Regions from separate parts of the Homo sapiens genome. Here region 1 is linked to region 2. Evidence: read pairs that join two places in POLR2A ChIA-PET (ENCODE). Cell type or tissue: Caco-2. All regions are shown on one strand. Links, peaks and the distances in the headings refer to the core of each region. The heading gives the core; the rest is flanking DNA. Region 1 overlaps RNF111 (ring finger protein 111). Region 2 overlaps MYO1E (myosin IE).

The links. Peaks named below come from ENCODE experiments on the same cell type or tissue, not always from the same donor. Only the 100,000 strongest peaks of a DNase experiment are listed, where the experiment ranks them.
Region 1: POLR2A ChIA-PET joins it to region 2 with 8 read pairs; 2 of 35 experiments call an interaction of 5 or more read pairs at or near these places.

Annotation. Positions count from the first base shown.
Region 1 is chr15:59,061,981-59,077,288 of GRCh38, reverse strand. It overlaps RNF111 (ring finger protein 111), which reads right to left. Exons shown (of 14, transcript NM_017610.8): 6 at 10,206-10,525; 7 at 1,074-1,335. Among named protein-coding and RNA genes, the nearest start is that of CCNB2, 36 kb to the left of the region's middle. In Caco-2, for the core only: no CTCF peak of the experiment used is centred there; no DNase peak of the experiment used is centred there.
Region 2 is chr15:59,154,868-59,170,175 of GRCh38, reverse strand. It overlaps MYO1E (myosin IE), which reads left to right. Exons shown (of 28, transcript NM_004998.4): 23 at 6,873-7,019; 24 at 8,946-9,103; 25 at 11,797-11,889. Among named protein-coding and RNA genes, the nearest start is that of MIR2116, 8.7 kb to the left of the region's middle. RefSeq lists enhancers at 4,215-4,264, 8,542-9,043. In Caco-2, for the core only: no CTCF peak of the experiment used is centred there; DNase peaks (open chromatin) are centred at 4,278 and 8,765.

The DNA.
Region 1 (15,308 bases), core at 3,151-11,150, 92 kb after region 2:
CTGCTTCAGTATATTATTTTTAAAGGGGAGGGGCAGAAAATTAAGCATATTGAATTTCAAATAAAAGATGATCAATCAAAAATGAATACCATCAAGTATTACAAAATAGGCCATGCATCACACTGGTGCTCATACAAAGAATTGGCCCATTGGTCAATGCTTTGTAAAAACTTGCTAAATGTTTTCCAATTTATACTTTAAATTTTAAGTTGCATTACTGAGAAGGTAAATAATATATCACCAGTTTCACTGTACAGATTCTGGGTTGATTCCAGCTGCGTCTGCACGATGCAGATTTTTTTAAATGACTGGAGTAGAAGAAAAAATCCAAGAAGATATGTAAGTGAAAATTACCACTTGCCATGTAATCAAAACAAAACACAAATTTCCTTGCTGACTTCCTGGTTCATTTCCAGCATGAATTTTTGGTGTTTATCAGCCAAGTGTTTATTAAGCTTTCATTTCATTATTAGCTTATGATCTAACAAAATAGTAAATATGTTACATAGCCTTAGAGTATTTATCATTTCTTGTGATATCTAACGAATTTCAATTTCTTTAGAAAAGGCATGGCTGGTTCTATTTTATTTTTATAGAAACGGGGTCTCACTATGTTGCCTAGGCTGGTCTCAAACTCCTGGCCTCAAGCCATCCTCCTGCCTTGGCCTCCCAAAGTGCTGGGATTACAGGAGTGAGCCATCATGCCCAACCATGGTTATATTTTAATTGCCTGCATCAAATGAATATAAAAATCCTTTTACAACTCCCAAAGCTTGCTGTTATGTCTCAGCTAACTGCTTGAGAATTCTTAAAAATTTACTTTACTGTGCCTAGAAATACTACTCAACTTTCACATTTCTTCAGCTATACTAAAGAACAAATCTAAATTCCTTAAAACTTCCATTCAATCCACCTCAATTACATAATACTAACATGGGAAAAAATATACCCTACTCTTAAGCCAAGTAAATACTAAAAATTTAAGAACTGGGATTAAAGGTTATTTCATAAGGAAGTACAAAATGCTTCATTGACATGACTCTAGATTTTGTGTCCACTAAGTATATACTTACAAGGGGGTGGCATGTAATGTCGACATGATGAGAGAGAGGGCTGTGGAGGGGGCTGGGGCTGGGGCTGCGCAACCATGCTTGATCCATAGCCATCTATTGATGATAAAGGTTGACTTGGGGCAGCAGCAGCGGCCTGATGGCCAAAGATTGCAGCTCGGGAGGAAGAAACAGGGCAGCAGGGGTCAAATGCAGATGCTCCATGAAAACTGCCACTTCCATGACTTCTGATACCACTGTTGCTCAGGTCCACTGGCAATGCCTGCTAGATAAAAAGGAAGTATATTTTATCTTTCTAAAGTTTGGTCAAATATTTCATGTTATATTATAAAAGTATTCCTAATATAACCAAAAAAACATAATCTTTAAATTAGTTTGAAACCAGGAAGATTCTTAGTATGAAGAACCAGTGAGCACCAACAAAATACTTGGTTATCTTGAATATAACAAGTGTATCCTGGATTGTGAAAACTGTAGTGGTTTTACAGTTAAACCAATTTTTAAAAATCAAGCATAAGATTTTATCACAAGATGAACAAAAGTTTAATATATTAAAATCTTTTTGTCTTATAACAAATACATCTTAGAAACTTTAAAAATCATACTTCTATATTCTCCTTTATCCCAACATTGTGACTAGTACTTTAGGACTCCTTGAGAAAACATACTATCACACTACTGAAAATATTAAGGTTCTAGGAAAAATCTTGTCTGCCCCAAGTTCCAAACTGTATAAAGCAAGAATTCAATTAAAGTGCTAATAAACAAATCTACATTATTCAAAATAACAATGGACATAAGATTTTTCAGACTAAATCATGAATTACCTTTGCCACTCAAAGCTTTCACTTGTTCAAAAACATAAGAATAAAAAAAGTTAAAGCACTGCTTCCTTTTATAGGCATATTTATTGCATTTTATAGGCACATTTAGTGCTTTGCAGATGTTCGGGGTTTTTTGTTTTATTTTTAATAAATTGAAGGTTTGTGGCGACACTGTGTCAAGCAAGTCTATCAGAGTTATTTTTCCAACAGCATGTGGAAACTCTGTGTCTGTGTCACATTTTGGTAATTCTCTTAATATTTACATTTTTCTCATTATTATTTTATCTGTTATGGTGATATTTGATGAGTAGTCATTGATGTTACTATTATAATTGCTTTAGGCACCAAGAACTGTGCCCATATAAGACAACAAATTTAACAGATAAACATGTGTGTCCTGACCAGATGTTTCCCCATTACCCTGCTCTCCTCTCTTTGGGCCTCCCTATTCCCTGAGACACAACAACATTGAAATTAGGCCAATTAATGGCCTCTGGTATTGAAGTGAAAGGAAGATTTGCACATCTCTCATTTTAAACCAAAACCGAGAAATGATTAAGCTTAGTGAGGAAGGCATGTCAAAAGCCCAGAGAGGCCAAAAGCTAGGCCTCTTGCACCAGTTAGCCAAGTCATGAATGCAAAGGAAAAATCCTTGAAAGAAACTGAAAGCACTCCAGTGAACACACAAATGATAAGAAACTGAAACACCCTTATTGCTGATCTAAAGAAAGTTTTAGTGATCTAGATGGAAGATCAAACCAGCTACAATATTCTCTTAAGCCAAAGCCTAAGCCAGAGCAAGGCCCTAACTCTTCAATTCTATGAAGGCTGAGGGAGGCAAGGAGGCTGCAGAAGAAAAGTCTGAAGATAGCAGAGGTTAGTTCATGAAACTGAAGGAAAGAAGCTATCTCTATAAGATAAAAGTGCAAGGAGAAGCAGCAAGTGCTGATGTAGAAGCTACAGTAAGTTATCTAGAAAATCCAGCTAAGATCATTTATGGAAAGTGCTACAGTGAATAACAGATTTTCCATGTCGACAAAACAGCCTAATATTGGAAGATGTCATCCAGGACTTTCATAGCAAAGAGAAGTCAATGGCTGGCTTCAAAGTTTCCAAGGACTGGATGATTCTTGTTAGGGTCTAATGTAGCTAGTGACTTAAAATCCAATGCTCATTTGCAATTCCAGAATTCCCAGGGCCCTTAAGATTTATGCTAAATCTATTCTGCCTGTGCTCTATTAACAAACAACAAAGCCTAGATGACAGTACAGCTATTTACGTGGTTTACTGAATATTTTAAGAATACTGTTGAGACCCACTACTAAGAAAAAAATATTCCTTTCAAAATGTTACTGCTTGGCAAAAGTGAGACCTTTTCTCAAAAAAGAAAAAAGAAAATTGCTGTTTCTTGACAATGCACATAGTCACCAAAGAGCTCTGATGATGTATAAGTAGATTAATGTTTTCATACCTAACACAACATCCAGTCTGCAGACTATGAATCAAGGAGTAATTTCAACTTTCAAGTCTTACTATTAAAGAAATACATTTCATAAGGCTATAGCTGCCATAATAATTCCTCTGATCAATCTGGGCAAAAGTAAATTGAAAACCTTCCAGAAAGGAGTCACCATTCTAGATGTCATTAAGAACATTTGTGGTTCATGGAAGGCAGTCAAAATATTAACATTAATAATTTGGAAGAAGTGGATTCCAAGCCTCATGCACACTTTGAGGGGTTCAAGACTTCAGTGGATGAAGTAACTACAGATGTCGTGAAGACAGCAAGAGAACTAGAATAAGAAGTTGGAACCTGAAGATGTGATTGAATTGCCGTAAATCCTGATAAAAGCTGAATGAGTTGCTTCTGACGGAGGAGCAAAGAAAGTAGTTTATTTATTTTTTTTTTTTTTGGAGATGGTGTCTCACTCTATTGCCCAGGTTGGTGTGCAGTAGTGCAATCTTGGCTCACTGCAACTTCCACCTCCCAGGTTCAGGCAATTATCTTACCTCAGCCTCGCGAGCAGCTGGGATTACAGGTGCATGCCACCACGCACCTAATTTTTGTATTTTTGTATTTTTAGTAGACACAAGGTTTCACCATGTTGCCCACGCTGGTCTTGAACTGCTGACCGCAAGTGATCTGCCTGCCTCAGCCTCTCAAACAAAGTGCTGGGATTACAGAAGTCAGCCACTGCACCCAGGCTCTTTTATTTACTTTTGAGACAAGGTCTCACTGTGTTGCCTACAGTGGAGTGCAGTAATACAAACGTGGCTCACTGCAGCCTCCACCTACCCAGCTCAAGCAATCCTCCCAACTTCAGCCTCCCAAGTAGCTAGGACCACAGGCGCGTGCCACTGCACCCAGCTAATTTTTAGATTTTTTGTAGAGACAGAGTCTTGCCATGTTGCCCAGACTGGTCTTTAACTCCTCCCACCTCAGCCCCACAAAGTGTTGGGAGCAAATGCATGAGCCAGCATGCCCAGCTGGAAGTGTTTTGTTTTTTTTTTTTTAATAAAAAAATTGCAGGGCCCCAGACACATCATTTAAACAAACAAACAAACAAAAAACTGCAGCAAAAGTGGTTTCTTGAGATAGAATCTTCTCCAGGTAAAGATACTAGGAAAAAGATGGAAATGACAGGCCGGGTGTGGTGGCTCACGCCTGTAATCCCAGCACTTTGGGAGGCTGAGGCAGGCAGATCACGAGGTCAGGAGATTGAGACCAACGTGGCTATCACGGTGAAACCCCGTCTCTACTAAAAAATACAAAAAAATTAGCCAGGCGTGGTGGCGGGCACCTGTAGTCCCAGCTACTTGGGAGGCTGAGGCAGAATGGCATGAACCTGGGAGGTGGAGCTTTCAGTGAGCCGAGATCACGCCACTGCACTCCAGCCTGGGCAACAGAGCGAGGCTGTCTCAAAAAAAAAAAAAAAAAAAAAAAGATGGAAATGACAGCGAAAGATTTAGAATATCACATCAACTTAATATATTACATTAGTACATCACATAAACTTAAAGCAGCTGCAAAGTTTGAAAGGATTGATTCCAATTCTGAAAGAAGTTCTATGGGTAAAACACCATTAAACAGCATCATGTGCTACAGAGAAATCTTTCATGAAAGTAACAGTCAATCAATGCAGCAAACTTCATTGTTATCTTACTTCAAGAAATTGCCACAGCCACCCCAATCTTTAGGTACCACCACTTTCATCAGTCATAGCCACCAACATTAAGGCAAGACCCTCCATCAGCAAAAAGTTTACAATTTGCTGAAGTCTCAGAGGATTGCTGGCATTTTTAAAAAATGTATTAGCAATAAAGTATTTTTAAATTGAATTATTTTTAAACTGAAACATGTACAATAAGGTATTTTTAAACTGAAGTATTTTTAAATTGAAGCATGTACATTTTTTCAAACATAATGTCACTGTGCAGTGGACTTAGTACAGTGTAAATATTAAATTTTATATGTACTGGGAAACAAAAAAATTCATGTGACTTGCTTTATTGCAATATTCACTTTATTGTATTTATTGTGGTTGTCTGGAACCAAACCTGCAGTATCTCCAAGGTATGCTTGTATTAGGAATACGATTTTAGGGAAAGCCCATCAACTAAGTTGGGAAATAAACCAGAGGGTAGATTCCACTTCCACTCATCAGTAATATTTTCCTCCAAAAACTTTATTTTTTTTTTTTTTTGCGACAGGATCTCTGTTACCCAGGCTGGAGTGCAGTGGCACAATCTTGGCTCACTGCAAGCTCCACCTCCTAGGCTCAAGCGATTCTCCTGCCTCAGCCACCCACAAGAAGCTAGAACTAAAGGCACGAGACCCCACGCCCAGCTAATTTTTGTTTTTTTGTTTCGTTTTGTTAGAAACGGGGTTTCACCATGTTGCACAGGGTGGTCTCGAACTCTTGCGGTCAAGCGATCCACCCGTCTCAGCCTCCCAAGGTGCTAGGATTTCAGGCGTAAGCCACTATGCACTGCCTTCCAAAAGCATCTGGAAAAATCCTAAGCAAAACACTTTCACCTCTACTCTATAGCAAAGGCAAGAATCACTTCTTCGTATTCTTTTTTTTTTTTTTTTTTTGAGATGGAGTCTCGCTCTGTTGCCCAGGCTGGAGTGCAGTGGTGCAATCTCGGCTCACTGCAAGCTCCGCCTCCCGGGTTCAGGCCCATTCTCCTGCCTCAGCCTCCCGAGTAGCTGGGACTACAGGCACCCACCACCACGCCCGGCTACTTTTTTTGTATACTTAGTAGAGACAGGGTTTCACCATGTTAGCCAGGATGGTCTCAATCTCCTGACTTCATGATCCGCCTGCCTCAGCCTCCCAAAGTGCTGGGATGACAGGCGTGAGCCACCGCGCCCGGCCACTTCTTCGTATTCTTGAATACAAACCTACTGCTTAGGTTCAGTGGAACCATACTTTTCAAAATGTGATGAAAGATCATAAAGATCTGATGTTATATATGGAATTATATACAGCAACTGTGCAATACTGGAAGCTGAGGGGCTGGAGATGAAAAAACCTAGGGTAATGCATTTGTCAAAGGCTCAAGTCACCCAACAGTCCCGAGAGGAACCACAGCATTCTTTTTAATTTCAGTGAGCTCTAGGTTTAGGGGGAATAATAGAAACAAAAGGAACTCTGGGTGCTGAAAGGAAAGGGGTGTGATGATACTCAAGTTGGGAAAGAGAAAAGGAGGAGCTCCTTTCTTTTGTATTATTTATCTACAATCAAGTATATGTCTGTTCTCCTTCTGTTGAGCTGTACAATCAAGTATATGTCTGTTCTTCTATTGAGTTGGCAAATACAATGTATGTCTTCAATGCAGGTAAATACGGTTTAAGAATAATGTTTTAAGACTGAATTTATGTTTATGGTTCAAATCCTTTCCCTACTATTTAGACTAAAATTAGCAAATGGACTAGAATATCAACATCTTATGAAGGTGACCAAATTTCATTTTATCTTCATCTCTAGTCAGTGATTAAGAACATTCCCAGAGTAAAGTAATTCCTAGAAGAAACTGAGGGTAAAATTAAAGAATAAAGGGAAAATAAAAACAGTAATGAGAACCCTCTTCTTCACAATTCCAGTTCATTCAATTCTTATTCCCGAAGGACAATCAAGGGTAAGCAAGATGAGTATAGTGATGGGACATAATAATTGGCTTACACAGATTATAAATGATGCATCACACTAATTAAACTACTAGGCACAGTGGTACATGCCTGTAGTCCCAGCCAATTAGAAGTCTGGGGCAGGAGGATTACTTAAGCCCAGGAGTTTAAGGCCAGCCTGAGAAACAAGGCAAGATCCTCTCTAAAAAAAAAAAAAAAAAAAAAAAAAAAAAAGCAGGAGGTGGGGTGGGGTTGGGGGGTGGGGATGGTGTGGCAGGGGTGGGTAGGGATGAAAGCCATATCATATCAAAGCAAGCAGTGAGGGCTATCTACATGACTACTGCATCTTCTCGGTATGCCAGTCTAATTTTTATTTGACTACGCACAATCTGGCACTCAAACATAAGATATCTACAAAATCACAAATCTCAGGTTTTGTTTGCTTCTTCTGCTCCTCTACTTTCTGCTGTACCCAAATAGGTCTAAAGTGAAGACTATATGAAGCTATTTTATGAGCATTTGGTTAATTTTAGAGTCCTACAAACATCAACATGAGTCTCAAACTGTTGTCTTCAAAAATCTCACTCTCTTTACCTTCAAATCCATTATCACCACTGAATGCCTGTGATCCTGCTGATTCTTCTCAAGTTTTGTTTGCAGTCCAAATACTTCTACTAATACTTACAGGTGGGTAAACGAGTTATATTTATTTTACACTGAACAGACCTGTAAAAGAGATCCTACCTACAACTGACTCAAGCTGAAATAAAAAGTTGTATACATAATTGATGTCTCAAACTAGCTGTATTATTTTATTAATAACAAAATATTCTGTAAATGAGACTTTTGGCAGCTCTTTAATGAATGTAGGAAAAGCTGGTAGACCCACCTCTTCACCATTTTCCTACAATATTTATGAAGCATCATGTAACCAAATTTACAGCAAAACAAAGTTATACTTCCAAGCAGATCCTTTCATTCAATCCACTGGAAAATTCTTCTTGATGCTCCCTCGTTCCCAAGAGATAGGACAGGTCTGGACAATCCATTAATACCAAGAAATGTTACCAAAACCGAAATGACATCTAAAATCTCTTTAATTATATTTTCTACTCAATTCAAACTTCCTCTTGATAGGACCAGCTGTATTTTCAAAGAGAATACAACTCCTTTTTTTTTTTTTTTTTTTTGAGACGGAGTCTTGTTCTGTCGCCAAGGCTGGAGTGTGGTGGCATGATCTCAGCTCACTGCAATCTCCGCCTCCCACGTTCAATCGATTCTCCTGCCTCAGTCTCCTGAGCAGCTGGGATTACAGGCACGCGCCACAGACCCAACTAATTTTTGTATTTTTAGTAGAGATGGGGTTTCACCATGTTGGTCAGGCTGGTCTCGAACTCCTGATCTCGTGATCCACCCACTTTGGCCTCCCAGAGTGCTAGGAATACAGGCATGAGCCACCGCGCCCAGCCCTTGTTAATTATTTTTAATCTGTCAGACCCAGAAGACATACCATCAAAATTTTAAAAGATGAGGCAAGTACTTTAGGAAAGGTCGGGTGACATAGAAAAGTGGTAGCTTGGCCGGGCACGGTGGCTTAATGCCTGTAATCCTAGGCAACAAGAGTGACACTCCATCTCAAAAAAAAGAAAAAAAAACGAACTTCGGAGTCTTGCTCTGTTGCCCAGGCTGGAGTGCAGTGGCACGATCTTGGCTCACTACAACCTCCACCTCTAAAGTTAAAGTGATTATCCTGCCTCAGCCTCCCGAGTAGCTGGGACTACAGGCACACACCATCACACCCAGCTAATTTTTGTATTTTAGTAGAAATGGGATTTCACCATGTTGGCCAGGCTGGTCTTGAACTTCTGACCTCAGGTGATCCACTTGCCTTGGCCTCCCAAAGTGCTGGAATTACAGGCGTGAGCCACCATGCCAGCCTCTTTGACTTTTTTTGCAGCACTTTTTTTCTGGAATAGTATATGTCAAAATTACAATTTTTCTCTGAAATTACATCTTTTGTTTTTTGTTGTTGTTGTTGTTTTTTGAGACAGCATCTCACTCTGTCGCCCAGGCTGGAGTGCAATGGCGTGATCTCAGCTCACTGCAACCTAAGCCTCCCGGGTTCAAGCAATTCTCCTGCCTCAGCCTCCTGAGTTGCAACACGCAGACTTATATCATAATCGTACATGGAAGTGACATAACAAAAGTTAAAGTAGCATGGAACGCTTGACTTCTTTTACTCCACGTGATTGCCAATACTAATTTAATACTAGTTGACATTTTGCGAACTCAATAATAATACCAACTAATTTACTTAATTATAATTTTTTGCTGACATTTTGATTCTCCATAAACTGAAAACCTCATCTGCCCCTGAGAAAACATGCTACAGGTCTGCAAATGAGAAGGCTGTTTATTTTTAGATGAGTGAAGGTTATAGTGAACTCTACAGTAGGAGGTAAAAGGGGAAAACTGGGAGAATTTTCCAATTTTTCATGAATTAGCTGGACACTAGAGTTTCAACAATTTGTTTAAAGTAAGATCCCAAAAATCAGATCCAACTGTATTTAACTAAAAACATCAAAAGCCTTTTTAAAAAGTGATTTTTAGATTAAGTATCAGTTTTGATTACCCACATCCCTGGTCCATTCAATTAGTTGTAATAATTTAGTCCATCTAAAAATCCCAGAGACTTAATTAAAAAGAAACTACAGACCACTAAATTAGGCCATTTTCGAGTGTAAGAATGTGATTAATTTAGTGTATAAAATCTATCCCTAGGGGTTTTTTCCTCTTCCCAAAGCCACCACAATTAAAAAAGAAAGGTGGGTTGGTTTTAACGCAAGTAGTTACTCCCTCATGCTGGGTTTTCCAGCCATCTAAAACAGGAAGAAGGGGAAGGGGAAGGGAAAGGAGAAAGGAGAGGGAAGGAATGAAGGGGAAGAGGAAAGGGAAGAGAGGGAAGGAAGGAGGGGAAGAGAGGAAAGGAAGGAAGAATGGGAGGGAGTTAAAAAAAAAAAAAGGAAACGGAGGGAGGCAGGGAGGGAAGAAAGCAGGGAGAGAAATGGAGGGAGGGAGAGAGACAGGAATGAAGGAAGAGGAAGAGAGAGAAAAGGGAGAAGGAGAGAGAGAGAGAGACAAGAGGGGCAGGAAAGAAAGACTGACTCAAATTCCACATACCTGTTCATGATAGCTGGTACCAGAACTACTATTTGCTCCACAAGGTGCTTGTACTTGTGGAGGTCTTTCCACAGGGCAAGCAGGATCACTAAAGGAAGGAGAAACTGGGACAGCTGGGTGGGGAGTATGGTGGTGGTGGTGATGATGTTGAAAATGGTGACCATGCTGCTGAAAGCAACTTGTATGAGGATGTCCTAATGCATGGTGGTTCTGTGACGACCCTCCACATGGTGAGTGCTGGGGACAGCAGGAAGGTAACCTTGGCATTGCAGGAGGGCCAGTTTCCGTTACAGCACTAGATGTAGTTCTCCTTGAGTCATCTTGAAACAGAAAAAAATGCACAGAATAATCAAATCATGAAATATCACTGTGTAAAAAAATAGGTATGGGGTATAAATAATAAATGTTTAAAGAAATGTTCGGTAATTTCAAATCTCTGTAAATAATGTGATAGTGCCACGTTCTTTTTTTTTTGAGATGGAGTCTTGCTGTTGTTGCACAGGCTGGAGTGCAGTGGCGCCATCTTGGCTCACCAAACCTCCGCCTCCTGGGTTCAAGCGATTTTCCTCCCTCAGCCTCCTGAGTAGCTGGGATTACAGGCATGCACCACCACGCCCAGCTTATTTTGTATTTTTAGTACAGATGGGGTTTCTCCATGTTGGTCAGGCTGGTCTTGAACTCCCAACCTCAGGTGATCTGCCCGCCTCAGCCTCCCAAAGTGCTGGGATTACAGGCGTGAGCCACCACACCCCGGCTGATAGTGCCATATTCTTAACATATACATCATATGATTTTATGCAGTGGTCTTCACTGGGATTTTCCTGAAACTCTAAATTCTTCAGGAGGCTCATATTTACTGTGATGTGTAAGTATGGCAATAGATCATGTTTTCCTATGGCACAGTAAATGATTTATTACCAGTAAAACTGTATTTTAAAAGTTTAAAAATACGAGTCCTTCCACTACATGCTACAAAGCAAATGCTCTTCCCCTGAGCTCCATGAACCCCTAATATCATAAATCCTTCCTACATAATGCAGGCAGCTATGTACTTCTTAAAATCTCACCTTAAGACACAGCCAGCCAAGTCAGAGTGTATCTGGTGAAGTCTCACTATCCACCAACACAAATATATACATTGTATATATTTGCTCAACAGATTCTCCTGCCTCAGCCTCCTAAGTAGCTGGGACCATAGGCACACACCACCACGCCTGGCTAATTTTTGTATTTTTTGTAGAGACAAGATTTTGCCACATTGCCCAGGCTGGTCTTAAGCTCCTTCCAGAGCTCAGGTGATCCGCCCACCTCAGCATCCCAAAGTACTTGGATTACAGGCGTGAGCCACCATGTCTGGGCCATTATCTTTTTTCCTTCCTTTGGACTCTACAGTCAGAACCAATAGAATGTAAGAAATGATTAGACTCTAATACTTGGAAAATAAAATGTGCTTTAAAGTAATCTAATGACTTAGTGTCACACAGTGGGAAAAGAAACATGGAGTCAAATGAATCTGGGTTCTAATCTGGGACCTTTCTTTCAGCAATGTGACCTTAGGGAAGTTATTTAACCTCCTTTTCATCTATAAAATGTGGTAATAAAATTGCCTTGCATGGTTGTTAGAAAAGATAAATTTCTCAGTATAAAACACATGAGTCCTGATTATGCTCTCCGCCACATGCCCAGTTATTTTGAAGGTATGTTCTTCTATGGCAGAAGAACTGCAAAAGTATCCTCTGAAAGTCTGTCCCAGTGTTTCAAATTCATTTAAAACCTAGAAACGCTTCCTCAAACTAAATATTATATGGAAACTATATAAAAGAGATTTTTAAAACTTGAAGCTTCTGATTAAATTACAAGAGTGAAGAGCCTAAAGCCAAAGCCCCGCCCTGCTGCCATCCTTAACCCCCTACTCTGATTCTGAGGCATCTCCTCAGAATCCTTAGAATTCTGGAACATTACTGTCCTAGCCTTGATTTTACAGTACCCAAGAGTAAGGATACCCTGCTCCTATGGGGCTCAAAGTACCTAGCTAATCTCTTCTGGGTCAATGTATCAATTAGGAATCTTCTGCTTGTTTACAAATAAAATAAAAATCCAACCAAAACAGCTTAAATAATAAAGGGAATTATGGGTTCACATAAATGAACCTGGGTAGGGGGGTGCTTCAGGCTCTGCTTGGTAAGATTCAGCAAATTTCCCTAAAATTCTCCTGGCTCTGCCCTCTCTTACATGTCTTATCCTGCCTTTCCGGATTCTCATCTCTTCAAGGTCTGTGCTCTAACCTCTGTTACACAGTAGCTCTAATCTAAATTTCTGTATATTCGTTTTTTCCAAGCTGCTAGTCTGGCCTATGGGGGCTAATCTCCCAAACCCTTTTGTAAAGGTTCTTAACCTGGGAACTAGAATTCACGCGTCTGTGAACTTGGACGGAAGAAAAATACAAACTGACACTAACCTCTAACTGCCCCTAGAATTATGTTAAATATTGTAATTTGTAACAAAAAAACAAAGTCGACAAATTATTTCCTTTTTTTTTTTTTTTTTTGCGACAAAGTCTTGCTCTGTCGCCCAGGCTAGAGTGCAGTGGCGCAATCTCCACTTACTGCAAGCTCTGCCTCCCGGGTTCACGCCATTCTCCTGCCTCAGCCTCCCGAGTAGCTGGGACTACAGGCGCCCGCCACCAAGCCCGGCTAATTTTTTTGTATTTTTAGTAGAGACGGGGTTTCACCATGTTAGCCAGGATGGTCTCGATCTCCTGACCTCGTGATCCACCCACCTCGACCTCCCAAAGTGCTGGGATTACAGGCGTGAGGCACCACGCCCGGCCAGATTATTTACTTTTTAGAACAAATAATAGCAGTTCCAAAGTCAGTTCTATAATTATGTTACTTTCATTCACTTGTATTCCAAATGTGTTGAATAACCTGGTCAAGTGTTAAAACTAGCATATCAGGAACTGACCATGATCAAAAGTCTTTTAGGGCTATGCTGAACCCAACATTAAGTAACTGTTTCCTATAAATTATAATATGTATAGTAATTACTCATTATTACAGTAGCTTTACTTGCTACAGCATTTTCAGGGTTTTATCTTAGTCTCTATGTAAAAGTGTTATACAAGTCAATATCATTTATTGTGTATTGCATCAGGAAAAAAAGGTTGAAAACCTTTGGGATACTAAGCTCACTCACTGGGATACGCTAAATTACCTTCATGGTTCCTTCCAACTCTGACACTTTAATTTTACAAACCAAGTTATTTGAGGATTACGTTGACTCTAAAAGTCAGGGTATGAGTTTGTAACCATCACTAAAGTGATGGATATGACATGTATCTGTTCAGAAACAGCTTGTCCTCTTTTGCCTTCGAGCATTTTGAATATATATAGTCCAGAACCTCTTTGTTTCTCAAACAGGCTTGCATCCAAAACTAAAGACAACCAATTAGCCTCTCATTCGAGAGTTACTACCCAAATAAAACTGTCATAAATTAGAGGTGAAATACAGAGATATATGATTCAGTAAATAAAACACTTCCTTTTCTATTAAAATTAACCCATAGAGGGCCCACTAAAAATGAGACAATCATGAACCTGCATTAGGGAAATTAACTCCACAACCCAGGGACAATAATTTGGTTAAAGTGCCTCCTAGGAGTGCCTTCAGTAACTCTAGCAGGATTATCGAGAGGCAGGCATGAATTACTCATTCATTCAACAGTCTTACACATAATAAAGTCGTGGTAAAAGATCTACAAAAGGCACTGGATAATACAAAGGTGAAAATGAAAGTCCTGGCCTTTAACATAACTTACGGTATGGTCTGCTTTTGCTGTTTTTATCTCTAGCAACCAGAAACATGCTTGCACAATGTAGGTGGCTCAATAAGCACTTTCTATATTTAATTTCAACTCACAAGGGAAAAGCAGCATGCAATCATGTAGCTAAGCGCCAAGAAGAGAAACACTTGCTCTTTGGCCCTTAAGGAAGCTCATCATCAAGCATGGAGACAATTTAGGATACAAATCAACCAGTATTAGAACAGAAACACTGGGTTCTAGCATAGCATAAAGCAATGCTGTCCCCAGTATCTGGCAATGCCTGCAGACATTTTTGGTTGTTACAATTGGAAGGGAGGTGATGTTACTGGAATTTAGAGGCTACAAACCAAGGATGCTGCTAAATATCCTGTAAGCACAGCCTTTCCCCACCTCCCACTGTAAGAACTATCTGGCCCAAAGTCAATAGTAGTGCCAAGGTTGAGAAATCTTGGCATAAAGGGGAAAAGTAGAGGTACCACGCCAGACTGCCTAGGTTTGAATTCTTGCTCCACTATCATATAACCTTGGATATGTTACTTCACCTGTAGAATGAGAAGAGTAATAAAATCTGCCTTACTGGTTACTGTAAAAATCAGAGTTATTATAGGCAAATCCACCGGCCAACACTATAGGCTCAATAAATGTTAGCTATTGCTATCCACTAGAGGGTAAGCTCTGTTAGAACAAAAATTTATCTGTTTTGTTCCCACTGCCTAGAACAGTGCCTGACATATAGTGTGCCATCAATAAATATGTGTTAAACAAATGAATATATAAGATATCATGTAGGCATAACACAAGGACCACATGGAGAGGTCAGACAGATAATGAGCTGTTTGTGGCACATTGAGTTTGAACTGACTGCAGAACGGTCCAGGAGAGATGTCCAAGAAGCAATTGGATATGAAAGTCTAAAATGGCCGGGCATGGTGGCTCACACTTGTAATCCCAACACTTTGGAAAGCTGAGGCAAGTGAATTGCCTGAGTCCAGGAGTTCGAGACCAGCCTGGGCAACATGGCAAAACCCTATCTCTACAAAAAATACATAAATTGGCCAGGTGTGGTAGAGTGTGCCTGTAGTCCCAGCTACTTGTGGGGCTGATGCAGGAGGATCACTTAAGCCTGGAAGTGGAGGCTGCAGTGAGCCTGCACTCTAGCCTACGTGACAAAGCAAGACCCTGTCTCGGGGAAAAAAAAAAAAAAAAAAAGAAGTTTAAAACAAATATAGTGGTCAAAAAACACAGAAGAGAGAGTCATCAGCATACTAGTGATAGGTGAC
Region 2 (15,308 bases), core at 4,052-12,051:
TGTTTTGTTTTGTTTTAGACAGAGTCTCGCTCTGTCACCCAGGCTGGAGTGCAGTGGCGTGATCTCAGCTCACTGCAACTTCTGCCTCCCTGGTCCAAGTGGTTCTCCTGCCTCAGGCTCCCGAGTAGCTGGGATTACAGGCCTGAGCCACCACCCCTGGCTAATGTTTGTATTTTTAGTGAGAGACAAGGTTTCACCACGTTGGCCAGGCTCGTCTTGAACTCCCGACTTCAAGTGATCCACTCATCTCAGCCTCCCAAAGTGCTGGGATTAGAGGCGTGAGCCACCGTGCCTGGCCTTGAGCTACACTTGTATCAAGCACTTTGACACTTACTATCTTATTGATAAGTCCTTGAGGGGGTTGTCAAGCAGGGACTGTAGGGACTGTTCACACTCAAATTTCTTCCTTTTATTGTTTTTTGTTTGTTTATTGTCTTCTTTTACAGCCTCTGGGGATATAATCTGTCATGGGAGCACCAGCTTCTTTTTCTTCTTCCTGTTCAGTATTCATTATCTGGAAGGTTCCTTTCTTGCGGTCTTTCCTTTTTAAAGGCTGTAGTAAAATGAGGTACTTAGCCTAAAAGTTTTTCTGACTCTAAGGAAAAAAAAAGAAAGTGTGAGTCATTTGAACTTGTGATGTCTGTGTATTGCAGTCACTGAACCTCACACTTGCCAAGATGAATAATAGTGTCCCCTCATTTCTTTATACTTGAGTTAGGCCAGTAATCAGAACCAAGTTAGGAAAGCAACCAGAGGGTGATGTGTGTGCAGAATCGAACCCAGAGTGGAAATTAATTCTGGTACCAGACTACTGAACATGCGTGTGTGTTCTCAAAATACTTCAGTACTGGCATAGAGAAAGATTTTAACAGTTGGCTTGTACTTCAGGAAAAAAGCTGCAACATCTGTATGTGTTTTTAAGAATTTCTGAGATTGACCAGTTGACTATTGGCTGGAATGATATCAACATATGGCCTCCTAGTTACGATTTATCAAAGTATCCCATAAGCTTGATCTTAGCCCATCTCTAGCTCTTACAATTAATGTCAGTGCACAGTGGGCCTACAGCTCCCTATTCAAACCAACCAACCATTCAGTAACAGTTACAAGACAACATGTGAGCATGACTAAATATTTGGTATGAAGAATTTATTGTTTATTTCTGTAGGTATGATAATGTTTTGTGGTTAATTTTAATATAAAGAGACTTTATCTTTTAATAATATGTACTGAAACATTTGAGCATGAAATAAAGGCTGAGCGCAGTGACCCACGCCTGTAATCCCAGCACTTTGGGAGACCAAGGCAGGAGGCTCGCTTGACCCCAGGAGGTTTGGGACCCACCTGGGCAACATAGTAAGAACCCATCTCTACAAAAAATGTGAAAATTAGCCAGGAGTGGTGGTACGTGCCCGTGGTCCCAGCTACTCAGGAAGCTGAGGTGGGAGGATTGCTTGAGCCCAATAGGTCAAGGCTGCAATGAGTCATGATCATACCACTGCACTCCAGCCTGGTAGTTATTTTAAAGTGGAAGCAGGGAGAGTGAGGTTGTAGATAATTGTGATTATCCGTGAATTGGTGCTTGAAATCTGACATGTGGTGGTTCATTCTATACTACTTTTTATTTTTTTGAGACGGGGTCTCACTTTGCCACCCAGGCTGGAGTGCAGTGGCGCAATCTCGGCTCACTGCAGCCTCGCCCTCCAGGTTCAAGCAATCCTCCCACCTCAGCCCCCTAAGTATCTGAGACTACAGGCATGTACCCCCACTTCTGGCTAATTTTTGTATTTTTTGTAGAGACACGGTTTCCCCATGTTACCCAGGCTGGTCTCCAATTCCTGGGCTCATGGGATCTACCCACCTCGCCTCCCAAAGTGCTAGGATTACAGGCATGAGCCACTGCACCTGGCCCTACTATCCTACTTGTTTACAATTTAGAATTTTCCATAATAAAATGTTTTTCTAATCCTCCAGTAGATGTTAAATTTTTAGAAGTCTTTATCTTTTCTAAACATACAGATATATGTCTAGTTGAGTTACGGTTAAAAATTTTTTTGAAGTTTTCATTTACAAGAAAAAATAGGATCCCAACAGGTAGAAATAGGGCCAATAGCTCAGAGAGATATTAAGACAATAGTTTGTCAAAGGGACTCCAGGATAATTTGATCAGGAAAAATCCTTATTTAAATAAAAATTAGGCTGGGTGTGGTGGCTCACACCTGTAATCCCAGCACTTTGGGAGGCCGAGGCGAGCCGATTGCTTGAGGTCAGGCGTTCAAGACCAGCCTGGCCAACATGATGAAACCCCCTCTCTACTAAAAATACAAAAAAATTAGTTGAGCATGGTGGTGTGTGCCTGTAATCCCAGCTACTTAGGAGGCTGCGGCAGGAGAATCGCTTGAGCCCAGGAGGCGGAGGGTGCAGTGAGCCAAGATCACACCACTGCACTCCAGCCTGGGCAACAGAGCGAGACTCCGTCTCAAAATAAATAAATAAATAAAAATTAAAGTGAAACACTGACGCTTGCATTTCTGGCTTCATTGGAGACTCGGGAAGAGTGTCAGGAGGTGACACACCAATACAGAGTTGAGACACGGGATTTCTGAGTGTATGGTGGCTGCTGGCAGAAGGCCATGCCTGGGTTTTTGAAGGATCCTCCCAGAGTTGCTTCTTGTTCAAGTACTGGCCTGGCCCCACTCTTATTTGAAAAACTCAATTGCAGGAAGGGTGACCACAGGTGTAATGACCCATGTTCTTGGCTTTGCTATTGTAGGTGTTGAGTTCGGTGCCATGGAAGCTCTTATTTGGGGGTCTCTGATGAGGCTTCTCATTTTTCTTCTCATTCTGGTGGCTGATCACCAGAAGGATGAGACCAAAAGTTGTGTGGCTGTCTGTCTGGGTTAATAGATTTTCCAGTACTTATCTCCAATTGGAAAAACAACCCGTAAGACGGTGCTTTTAGACAGAGGCTCCAGCTCCCTGGTCACAACATTCTTGCCCAGAATGTCTCCTTGCCTGAATCCCCTAAACTTTCTGGCAATAAAAACAGCCCGCTTCACTGCCTGTCCTGCTGACCTGAAGCATTACTGGCATCTTGACTTGCTATGGTCTGTAAGCATTGGGAACCTGGAAGTTGTCAACATCATGGGATTGAGCACCTACCTGGTGCTGAGCCCTGGTATTCGAAGGTGGATGAGGCACAGTCACTGCCTCAGGAAGCTCCTCTCATTCTGGAAGGGGGAACAGACAGCTGAGTAAACATGTGCCTTACTATAAGTGTTCCCAGCGTGATTTAAAGGATATTCCTGGGACACAAGAGAGGAGAGTGGGTCTTTGCATCTGCGGGTCAGGTGAAGCTTCTTTGAGCTGGACACGTCACTGCTGAGGCCTGCATCTGCGTCCGGGCTTTCTCAGAGAAGTTAAGAAGGTTCTGAAACTGGTGCCACTGGTTTCTCTGAGTGGTAGAATTCTGGGCAAGGTTTATTTTCTTCTTGATTCGCCTCCGTATCTTCCAGTTTCCTAAAAGCAGCATATATTTCATAATCAGGAAAGACTTTTATAAAAGCTTAAATAAAGGCAGGGCTATCCTTGGAAATTGCCTTTTCAGCTTTAAAAAAAAAAAACAAAACTCCTTCAGGACTTTCCTTGGTGTTTTGTAACTAACATTTCTGTGAAAAGATATATTGGTGAAGAGAGTAAAACAGATTTTCTAGTGTTTTCAGCAATACAACAGTAAGCCGCAAAGACAGAGGAATAAAAAAACAAGGGCAGATCCAAACCAGAGACTAGGAAGAGGTCTTTCAACACAGCTTACAGCGTCAAACATCTGTAAGGAATTGCAGCATAGGAATAAGTCAGGGGTGAAGTCCAAAGATAAGTCTGACTTTTTAGAATAAATAAACACGAAAGCTTTGTTTTCAGGTTCAGGAGCGTGGGCTAAGGAGAGCAGAATGAGCTGAGACCCTGGCCTGGGTGAAGGTGGTCTGCCTAGCTCCAATGCCTGGATCATTGAAGGGAGGGGATTTTGGAGTTGTTGGTTAAAGTCAAAGTGTCCAAACACATCTCTTCTCATTTCTAGATTCATGCTGATAATTGACCTTGAAGTTTTGGCCTGCTTGCTTTTTTCGTTATAATAGTAATGAAACTCCTAATAAATCTAAGCCCATTAAACCACTCAAGGTGACTTGTGTTGGGCTCATTTAGCCCTGTTGAATAATCACCATCCTGCCACAGTTCAGCCAGGCCACCAGGCATGACCAGACATGCCAAAGAAAGCTTTGAGCAAACAACCAAAACAGGAAGGCGTTTCATTCCTCACCCCAAAGGCCAAAAAGTGGAGCTTCTTGTTTTACTCTGGTCTTTTGCATGCACTCTACCTAATGCAGCCGGGTTCTTACACCTGGGCTAGGGTGCCAGGAGGCTTAGACTTTATTAATTCAAAATGACTTGGAAGAGCTCTTTTGAGCAGCTTTTCATAAGTGCTTTTTGGGGTTTTAGATTGCTGGCTGTACCTTTAAAGGTAAGTAGGAGGTGTTTGTTCCCAGGCACTATGGAACTGGCACGTTGGCCCTGAATTGCCTTTGCATGAGCTGTTGAGTGACGGAGATGAAAACCGTCTATTGTTTAAACCACTGCTTGTCAGGGTTTATCCTTGATCCCAACTATCACAGGAGTGGGCAAGAAGCATGGCTATGATGTGTGGATGTCTGAAAACAAACATCTGAGGTAATGATAATGACCAAGTGTTCCACCCAAATGGCTATTATTTGTCCAAAAAACACTGTAAAGGGTTCTGACTTTACGTCCAAGGGAAACTCTTTGGCTGCTCTTCAGTAAGCTGGCCATGAAAGGACCAAGCTCCTTTCCCCTGACACTGGCCTCTTGCTTCCAGTGAACTCCATTCACCGCCCCGCCCCACCCCCATGGTTTGCGCGTACTGCCATTCTACGCCTTCCTATCCAATTGTGCTGTGGTTCCTTCGACCTCTTTTTCTCCTGTGGATTACCAAGCCCCTTTCCTGTAGGAGGACTGAAAGTGGGTAATATGTAAACAGTAAGAATTTAATTTTTACAGTTCTAGAGACCGGGAAGTCCAAGGTCAAGGTGCAGGCAGATGTGGTGTCTGGTGAAGGCCCAGTCTTTTCTTTATAGATGGCGCCTCTTGTTGTGTCCTCACATGGGAGAATGACAGAAAGGGCAAACCACTCTGTCATACCTCTTCTGTAAGGTCACTAATCCAATTCATGAGGACCTCTTCCTTGTAACTTAATCACCTCCTTAAGGCCACACTTCTTAATACTAGCACATTGGTGAATGAGTTTCAACATCAGACCAAGGTAGAGGCTGTGGCTACAGCTACTGGCTCCATCACCTCTGGGTCACTAGCTCCCTGTCTCAGTCTGGAGAGAAGGTTCCTGACAAGCCTGAGATAGTCCCCCAAGATTCTCTGCCCAAGGGAGCCCTGTCATTCCAAGAAGGGCCCAACCCCTACCTTGACCTGTGAATGGGGCTGAACAGGGATACCACAGGAGTTTCCTTCTAAATGGATCAGATTTTACATGGAAGAAGGATCCAGGGTCTCAAAGATTCTCCACAGCTCAGTCCTCTTGTGATCCCCTTGCCTCATCATCTGGCTTTGTCACAGCCACAGTAATCCCACTGGTGCAGTGACACCAGGTGCTCTGAGAGCAGAGCAGAGCTCCTGAGTGATGCTGCAGGGCTCTGGATATACAAAGAACCGTGTCTGTGGCACTTGGAGAGAATAAAATGTTACCATGGTCAATTCACTGAAGCAGGTTTGCCTAATTTGTTTCTAATGCCTGGGAAAATGCTTACAATCCCTAACGAAATCTCATTCTTCAAAGGGTTGTCTTTGGTATTTGGCAGTGGTACTTGGAGATACTCGTAAACTTATATATTATAGTCTTTGGGGTGGTGGCCCCATTCACCTGAGTGATAAATCTAACAGGGAATGCAAATTCTCAATTACATACATGTTGTTGCTTTCTACCAAGCCTAGCCAGGCTTGAAGATGGAACTTTGTCTCATCAACCTCCCCTGACCAGCAAGCGTTTCCTCGGAGCTGGGTCTGCCTCAGCGTCTCTCTGCCATCACCCTATAGCTTGTAACACCTGCTCCCCTCCAGGCATAAATTTCTCCACAATCCCACCCTGTCCAAACATGCAGTTCCCGCAAAGGTGTGTTCTTTCCTTGTCTGACAAAATTCATTAGCTTGAAGGTGATGATTTTTGCTTGTTTGCTGTTTGTCCATTCTGGCCTTCGCATTTCTGAACTTGGATGTGTCTGTACGTTCTAGTAGCTCCTGGCCTACAGTGTCCACAGAGCACTGTTTGCCAGAAGGTTCTTAATAAGTACCTTGAAGTCCAGGATATTGGCTTCCCTCTTGAGAACCGAGCTTATGATTCTTCAAGTTCAAATTTACTACAATAGCTATAACCATATCATAAATTATACTAACTTGGAACTTAAATGTAGAGTCATCCCTTTTCAACTGCATTCTATTCATAACTTTCTGGATTTTTATGATCTTAAAAACACAAGTTGGACTTGAAAATGGATTTTTTTTTAATATGGGCTAAATTGTCCTTAAGTTCCTGATTGTAAAAATCATGTGGAAAAAGTACTTTGATCATGCTTTTGTTGGACTATAAACCTTCTTTGAAAGCAGATTTCAGCAATTTCATTATGTAATTCATTGTTGTTGGTTTTGTTTGAAAGATTATTACTTATAGAAAGAAAGACTGTAAAATCTTAGCACTATCTTGCAGGATTTTTAAAATGGAAGAAAAAAAAAACAATAGAGTAAACAGAAGCACAGCTTTCACCAAGTGTGTTTGTCCAATCTCTTTACAGTACTATGCAGGATGACATTTTTATTCTCCATGAGCAAGAGTATGACAGTTTGCTTGAATCTGTCTTCAAAACTGAATTCCTAAGCCTCTTAGCAAAGCGTTACGAGGAGAAGACCCAGAAGCAACTACCTCTGAAATTCAGCAATACGTAAGTCCGGATCTGGGACCCAGACTTCTGCGTGTAGCTAAAAAGGGGTCTTGATCGCACCCCTGCGATTCAGGATGGGGCTGGAGGAGGCCTGCGAGGAGAAGAGTGGGGTCTGGCTGGCCCCAGTGGAACCTTAGAGCCTGCAGAAGACAGTCTGGATAGTAGTCACAGACTTTGAAAAGGTTACTTTTGCATTTCTGTGAAATAATGACTTCATAGACTAGTGTATTTTATCATTTAGACAAAAATCACCTGAATGAGGCAGACAAAGGCAGATTTTTATGTATCACCCAAAAAAGGGTTTTTTTAATTTAGGAGAGCAGACAGGAGTAGAATCACACTGGAAGCAGATAAAAGTGACAGAGGTGGGGGTTTAAATTCCCCAAACCAATGCATAATAAAACCTGTTTATTGGTAGAGCCTCCGGGGGCTTGAGGACTATAGGTGGCCAACGTATTGTGTAGGTGGTTCACCTTTCTTTCTTTTTTTTTTTTTTTCTTTTTTTTTTCTTGAGATGGCGTCTCGTTCTGTTGCCCAGGCTGGCGTACAGTGGTGCGACCTTGGCTCACTGCAACCTCTGCCTCCCAGGTTCAAGCAATTCTCCTGCCTCAGCCTCCTGAGTAGCTAGGATTACAAGTGCTCACCACCACACCCAGCTAATGTTTTCTTATTTTTAGTAGATACGGGGTTTCACCATGTTGGCCAGGCTGGTCTTGAACTCCTAACCTCAAGTGATCCACCCGCCTCGGCGTCCCAAAGTGCTGGGATCACAGGCTTGAGCCACCATGCCCAGCCTCACCTTCATTTCTTTTGGCAACATGATCTAATGGACCAGGTACTGGCTGGCATACTGTTGACCCTCTAATCTCATATTTGCTGAGTAAGAGTTATTTAGCTAGTCTGGGCAATATAGTAAGACCACATCTCTACAAAAAGTAAAAAATAAAAAAAAAATTAGCCGAGTATGGTGGTGCATGCCTGTAGTCCCAGCTACTCGGGAGGCTGAGGTGGGAGGATACTTGAGCCCAGGAGGCAGAGGTTGCAGTGAGCTGAGACCGCACCACTGCACGCCAGCCTGGGCAACAGAGCAAGACCCTGTCTAAAACACAGAAAGAAAGTTATTTAGCTTTTCTTTTTAAATTTCCCCATCTATAAAATGGGAATATCCTCCATCTTTTCCTAGCTACAAAAATAAGGCCAAGACAAAGCCTTTATATCATGATGAGGGAAACTTATAATAGGCAGCTACTTAAAATTATGATTTTTCCTTCTTATGATATCAGAAAATATAACTTAAAAACAGAATAAGGATTGCATAATACAGGCATATATGCAATATAGAAGCATTAAAACTGGATGGGGAGTTTGGGAATTGCAGGTAAATCCTGCCTTCTATTTGGATTTTGGTTGCTAGTGTGTGTCTTTTTCCATCCCTGGGTGGGCTGTGATGGTGCAAGAATAGTACAGGACTAAACAAAGCCAGGTTCTATGCTAGAGTCCTCAAGCTGGCCTGTGTCTGGCATCTCTCAGTCCTCCACAAGCACAGAATCAGGGACAACAGCTGGAAGCACAATGACAGCACAGCGGTATGACCTGGAAATTGTCTCTTTCCTCTGTCCCCTCAGCAGGCGCCTCTGAGACCACCTGACAGAGTGGCACTGGCACATTAGCCAGATGTACCTCCCTCACCACCTGGTGTCTCACGGTACCGGGCCCCAGATGCTCCTTTTTCTGGCTCATTGTCATGCAGCGACAGTGCCACCCCATGGATGCGGTGCGCATCCTCAGGGCCCTGCTCCTGGTGTAGATTGTCCGTTCTCGCCTCATGTTTATGCTTTTCCAGCAGCAGAACTCCGTGGCGGGATCTCTGAGCACCGTTTTCTCACTGCGTCCTTCGACCTGTTAACCCCACTGTGCTTTTTGCAGGCTTGAACTGAAGTTGAAAAAGGAAAACTGGGGCCCCTGGAGTGCAGGGGGCTCCCGGCAAGTGCAGTTCCACCAAGGGTTTGGGGACCTGGCTGTCCTCAAGCCCAGTAACAAAGTGCTGCAGGTCAGCATCGGACCTGGACTGCCCAAGAACTCCCGTAAGTGCTCCACGGGCCCTGCAGGCAGAACTGCCGCCGCTCCCCCGAGTCTCCCGAGCAAATGCTGCAAACATGTGCACAGATGTGGGGGCTGAGAATCAGTACACCTTCTGCTTGCTGGGGCTCACGCTTTCTTCAGAATGGAACATTTCAAACTAAAGCAACAGCAAGGAAAATGAGCAGGTTAAAAGTTTCTGAGGGACTTAGTACTTATGTATCAGTACACCTGGCATTACAATATTGTGGTTAAAACAAATCAAAGTTTGTTAGCTTCAAATTTCCCCTCCCTTTCCAGTCAGATCTTGTCCACAATACCAACATCATCCTCTATGCCACCTTTAAAGAAATTGACTGGGCCCGGCGTGGTGGCTCACACCTATAATCCCAGCACCTTGGGAGGCCAAGGCCGGACGATCGCTTGAACCCAAGAGTTCCAGACCAGCCTGAGTAACATGGCAAAACCCTGTCTCCACACACAAAAATAAAAATGTAAAAATTAGCCAGGCATGGTGGTGCATGCCTGTAGTCCCAGCCACTCCGGAGGCTGAGGTGGGAGGATGGCTTGAGCCTGGGAGGTCAAGGCTGCAGTAAATCATGATCTTTACTGGGGTGCCACTGCACCCCAGCCTAGGTGACAGAGCAAGACCCTGCCTCATTAAAAAAAAGAAGATGAAAAAGAAATAAAACACCATACACACACACACACACACACACACACACACACACACACACACACGCACTACCTCAAACCCCAGTCTAACTCCTTCCCTGGCCTTTATTTTTGTATTTATAATTGATATTTATAAACTTATATCTATAGCACACAGCATAGAATAATCATACATGCTATGTATGCATATACTGTGATATTGTTCTAAGATTTAGCCTGTGTGTGATCACACACATGAAGATGCCTTATATAAAATAACTGTTTCTAGGCCAGGCACGGTGGCTCATGCCTATAATCCCTGCACTTTGGGAGGCCGAGGCAGGCGGACTACCTGAGGTCAGGAGTTTGAGACCAGCCTGACCAACACCCAGTCTCTACTAAATACAAAAAACTAGCCAGGTGTTGTGGCGTATGCCTGTAGTCCCAGCTACTTGGGAGGCTGAGGCAGGAGAATTGCTTGAACCCAGGAGGTGGAGGTTGCAGTGAGCTGAGATCGCGCCATTGCACACCAGCCTGGGCAACAAGAGCGAAACTCCATCTCAAAAATTAATTAATTAATTAGCCATTTCTCAAATCTGTCTGCAAAGGTACACCTTAACATGTTCTCTAACATATTAATACAATACCAGCAAATGCCATCATATCTTTATATATGTAGAGCCACTCAGAAAATGTTGATGTATGTCTGTGTATCCGTTAGTACTTGCAGAAAACAGACAGCAACTTTTGGAGGGATTTCTGAAGCGATTTTTCAGTGAAAAGATGTGGACGGGGTTTAGGGAACAAAGTAGGGACCCAGGGAAAGGGAGTGGCAGGAAATCATTATTATCCGCAAACCTGAAGCAGCAGAGGGAGGAACGAGGTGAACTGAAGGCTACAGTCAGGAAGGAGGCACATGAAGTCCCCCACCTCCCTCCTGACACTCCAGTCTCCTTCCAGTGCCTCCTGTTGGCCTGGCCTATAGGCCTCACCCCACTGGAAGGCAGAGGCCTGGCTGTCCACAGGACTCAGACCCCAGGGCACAGAGCCGGGCAAAGAAAGGCTGCAAATAACCAGCAGGCTATGTTTGTGCGGCGGGCCCCCGAGGGGAAATTGCCCAATAGGTGTTGGATTCTATCTTATTTGGGGTGGCGAGAGTGGCCTAGGTACTGGGAGGGAAGCGTCCAGCAGGCCACACTGGGTTTGCCCCGATCCCACGTGGTCGGTTCTCCCAGGCCCTAGAGCTGCAGCTCCTTTGCTGTGTTTGCACTGTGCACCTTGTCACCTCCTACCCTTCTCTATTCTTCAGCTCTTCTCTTTATAAGAAATTCCCTCTGCACCCCTCTTCCAGCTGGTTTAATCCTACCTTCCTTCCTGTTCCATTCAAGACCCTATTGTTTTTCTTCCCCACATAGATGTCTCTGCAGAGATCTCCTCTGGCTCCTCTGGCCCTGCTGTCCAGCCCTGACTGTGACCCACAGTGTGTTCCTTTGGCCCCAGCTTGTTCCTCATTCCTTCATGTCTGTGTCAAGGGTACAAGTCTGCTTCTCCTCCTTGTGGTCTGTGTTTAGTTCAAGGACCGTAGAACACACACTCTTGCGTGCAAGGCGCTTGACGTAGGCAGGTGTGCAGTCAGTGCCAGAACGGGCTTCATGCCAACCCCGTTGATCCGCAGCATTAGTGAACCTGCTCAGCCACTTAGCATTTAGAACATGAATGCAAATGTTTAAATGTTCCATCTGTCTCTTTTAAAAGTCTGTAAAAATAGAAACACCTTTGTAAGATGACCAATCCTTCTTTAAGAACCACTGTCTCTAACATTTCAAAACTGTACCTCTATAACCCTGTCCTCCAGCCCCTCCCACCCAATAGCTACCATTACATACTTCCCTCAACGGCTCCTTCTCCACTGCAACTGTTCTCCTGCAGATCCACCTGAGAGCTGGAATCCAAGCTTCTCAAAAATTTTCCATATGCAAAGAACCATGAGGATCCATAAAACCAACCAGTAGCACTGGTTTTAACTTTGTCTTGTTTATTTCAGGTCCTACCAGAAGGAACACTACCCAAAATACAGGTTATTCCAGTGGGACTCAAAATGCCAACTACCCAGTGAGAGCTGCCCCTCCTCCCCCAGGTAAGCCAGCTACGTACCGTAGTCTGGGACCACTAAATCTGGACCCATAACTTATAAAATATGTTTGGGAAGAAACCCATTAGCAAATCAATGCACACATATTAACCAGGCATGGACCATTTCAGTGCCACATGTACAACACAGCAGCCCTACTTGAGACCTCAAAATTCAGAAAAATAGGAGTCAGTGAGACTGAACTGCGGCTGAGTTTGCAATCTGGATTTCATTACCTCGAAATATTACTCCCTTAGGAAAGGCTTCTGACAGAGAGAAAGGAGTTCCTTGTCCGTAACAACCAGACTGTTGTCAGCTTTTAAGACACAGGATGCTGCTTTATGGAAATAGGAGTTTACAGGTCTAACCCCACCACCACTACCCAGCTCCGGCCAAATACCACTACAGCAGCACCCCCTTATCCTCGGGGGATGCATTCCAAGACGCCCAGTGGGGGCTTGAAAATGCAGATATTACCAAAACCTATCTATACTTTTCCAGTTTGAGTTTTCCACAAAACCAGCAGAAATTTTTTTCTGTCTTCACAGTGTTACAGATAGAAGATATATTGTTACTGAATTTACTTAAAGGAAGCGCTTTCACTTAAAGGAAGCGCTTAATGGCTTCTCTTTGGCATACCCAAATTGCCAGCTTCCTGGGGCCATTATGAATAACAAGATGGCTGCTTAGTGACTGATGATGGGGTAGCACACACAGCATGGATAGGCTGGGCAAAGGGACGATTCGTGTCCTGGCGGGACAGGGTGAGATGGCACACAACCTAAGCCTTAGGAATTGTTCATTCCTGGAACTTTAATTTAATATTTCCAGGCCACAGTTGACCATGGGTAACTGAAACAGTGGAAAGCAAAATCATGGATAAGGAGGGGAGGGGGCTACTATTTTGTAAGTTATAGCAGCTTAATGACTGAATAGAAGAAATCTGTTTTCTATTTATTTTCTGAGATTAGGATTCAGGAGGCCTGTTCAAAAAAACAAAGTAATATCTGAGAGTATTACAAAATTGTTATAAAATTTATGCTCATATTTCATATTTATCTCTTCTTTTTTTGGGATGGGGTCTCAGTTGCCCAACTGGAGTGCAGTGGTGCCATCATAGCTCACTGCAGCCTCAGCCTCCCTGGATCAAGTGATCCTCCCACCTCAGCCCCTTGAGTAGCTGGGACTACAGGCACGCACCACCACACCTGGCTCTTTTTTTTTTTACTCTTTGTAGACACGGAGTCTCACTGTGTTGCCCAGGCTGGTCTTGAACTCCTAGGTTCAAGCAGTCATCCCACCTTGGCCTCCCAAAGTGTTGGGATTGAAAGTGTGAGCCACTGCACCTGGCCTCTCATTTTTAATAGTAAAAATATAACTGACATATCCAGACACTCTAAACCTGAATCTAAGATTTTCTGTCTCTAAAAATCTGTGTAGTGTTTGCAGAATGCTTGCAAAAATACATAAAATCTTTTAATGTTTTTCCATCACTCACAAAATTCAGTTCATAAAAAATTACTCCCAGAGTGTTTGGTATTAAGCAGTTTAGAATTCTAAGTCTGATAGGGTCATTTTGAGACTGTATTTGATTCCAGTCTTCCCAGCCAAGAGAATTCTATTTGTACCAATGTCCAAGATAAGGAGTAAAAAGCATTTCTTGAGGCTGGTCATGGTGGCTTACGCCTGTAATCCCAACACTTTGGGAGACCAAGGCAGGAGACTTGCTTGAGACCGGAAGTTAGAGCCCAGCCTGGGCAACACAGCAAAACCCCATCTCTACAAAAATGTTCTTAAAAATTAGCTGCAGCCAGGCGCAGTGGCTCATGCCTATAATCCCAGCACTTTGGGAGACCAAGACGAGCAGATCACTTGAGGCCAGGAGTTTGAGACCAGCCTAGCCAACATGACAAAACCCTGTCTCTACTAAAAATACAAAAATTAGCCAGGCATGGTGGTGCACACCTGTAATCCCAGCTACTGGGGAGGATGAGGCACGAGAATTGCTTGAACCCGGGAGGTGGAGATTGCAGTGAGCTGAGATCACACCACTGCACTCTAGCCTGGGTGACAGAGCAACACTCTGGCTCAAAAATAAATAAATAATAAAATAAATTAAAAAATAAAAATTAGCTGGACATGGTGGCACATGCCTGGAATCCCAGCTACTCAGGAGGCTGAAGTGGGAGGCTGAGGTGGCTATGATCATGCCACTGCACTCCAGCCTGAGTAACAGAGTGAGACCCTGTCTCAAGATTAGCTGGGCGTGGTGGCATGCACCAGTGATTCCAGCTACTCACAAGGCTGAGACATGAAGATTATTTGAGCCGGGGAGGCAGAGGTTGCTGTGATCTGAGATTGCACTACTGTACTCCAGCCTGGGTAACTGAGTGAGAGTCTGTCTCCCCTCCCCATCCACCCCCACCTTCCCCCCAGAAAAGGGCATTTCTTTAGTCTCTGGAATCTCACCATTGCATGCTAAAGTATGGACACTGGGGCCCAGCAGTGAGAAACTAATTCTCATCTCTTTTGGAGTCCCCATCCTGCCTTGACCCGGCTCTGTCTCCTCCTTTCTTCTTTGAAGAAAATCCAAGCACAAAGGAACTTAAGAGAAGCACTGTAGTATCATATTACTGCGTGTGCGCTGGTTCCAGTGGAGAATTCTGGCCAAGTCCACCTGGAAAGCTCACTGGCCTCAGCTAGGTTGGCCAAAGTAGCCTCAGATCAAATCAGGCCACAAAGTTTCCGACCTTGAGCAGGGCTCCCCAACTCTCTAAATGACAGTTCCTTCATCAAAAAAATGAGACAATGGGACCAGATCCATTTGACCAGCACTTCTCAAACTGTCTGTGGTGAAAGACCAGGAGTTTTCAGGGGGTTTTAAAAAATTTCCAGTCCGTCACAAACCATGTATTTGTATGTTACAATAAAAATGAATTAGTAGAAGAATGGAATTTTCAAAACATATAAAATATAAGCCAAAATGTCTTATTATAAGATGCAACAGGCATGAAATAGATCTGTCAAACTGCCATGAACGTTTCTAAATGCTTACTCTTCATTTCTGACCTTATCGTGGACAAGGGGATCTCGAGCAGCATGTGGAGCAGCCCCTGTGGGGACCCCACTTTTATCACTGGCCATGTGACATCCCGAGGGCATGTCACACTCCTAAGATGCCCCTCTCCTTTTGTTGGGACCCTAGGCAGCAAGCAGGGTCCTTCTACCCTCCCCATCCCCAGACCCTGTGGGAGCCCATTCAGCTCTCACTCACTGAGGGAATGAGGTAAGATGAAGAGCAGCTGTTTGCCCCAAATGTCTAGTTCTGATCTGGTCTGACGGCCTGTGGGAGGAAATTGCTAGAGACATGGCTGGATGAGGAGCCACCCTCTTGAAAGCTCCACCCTGATAAAACCGTGGTTCAA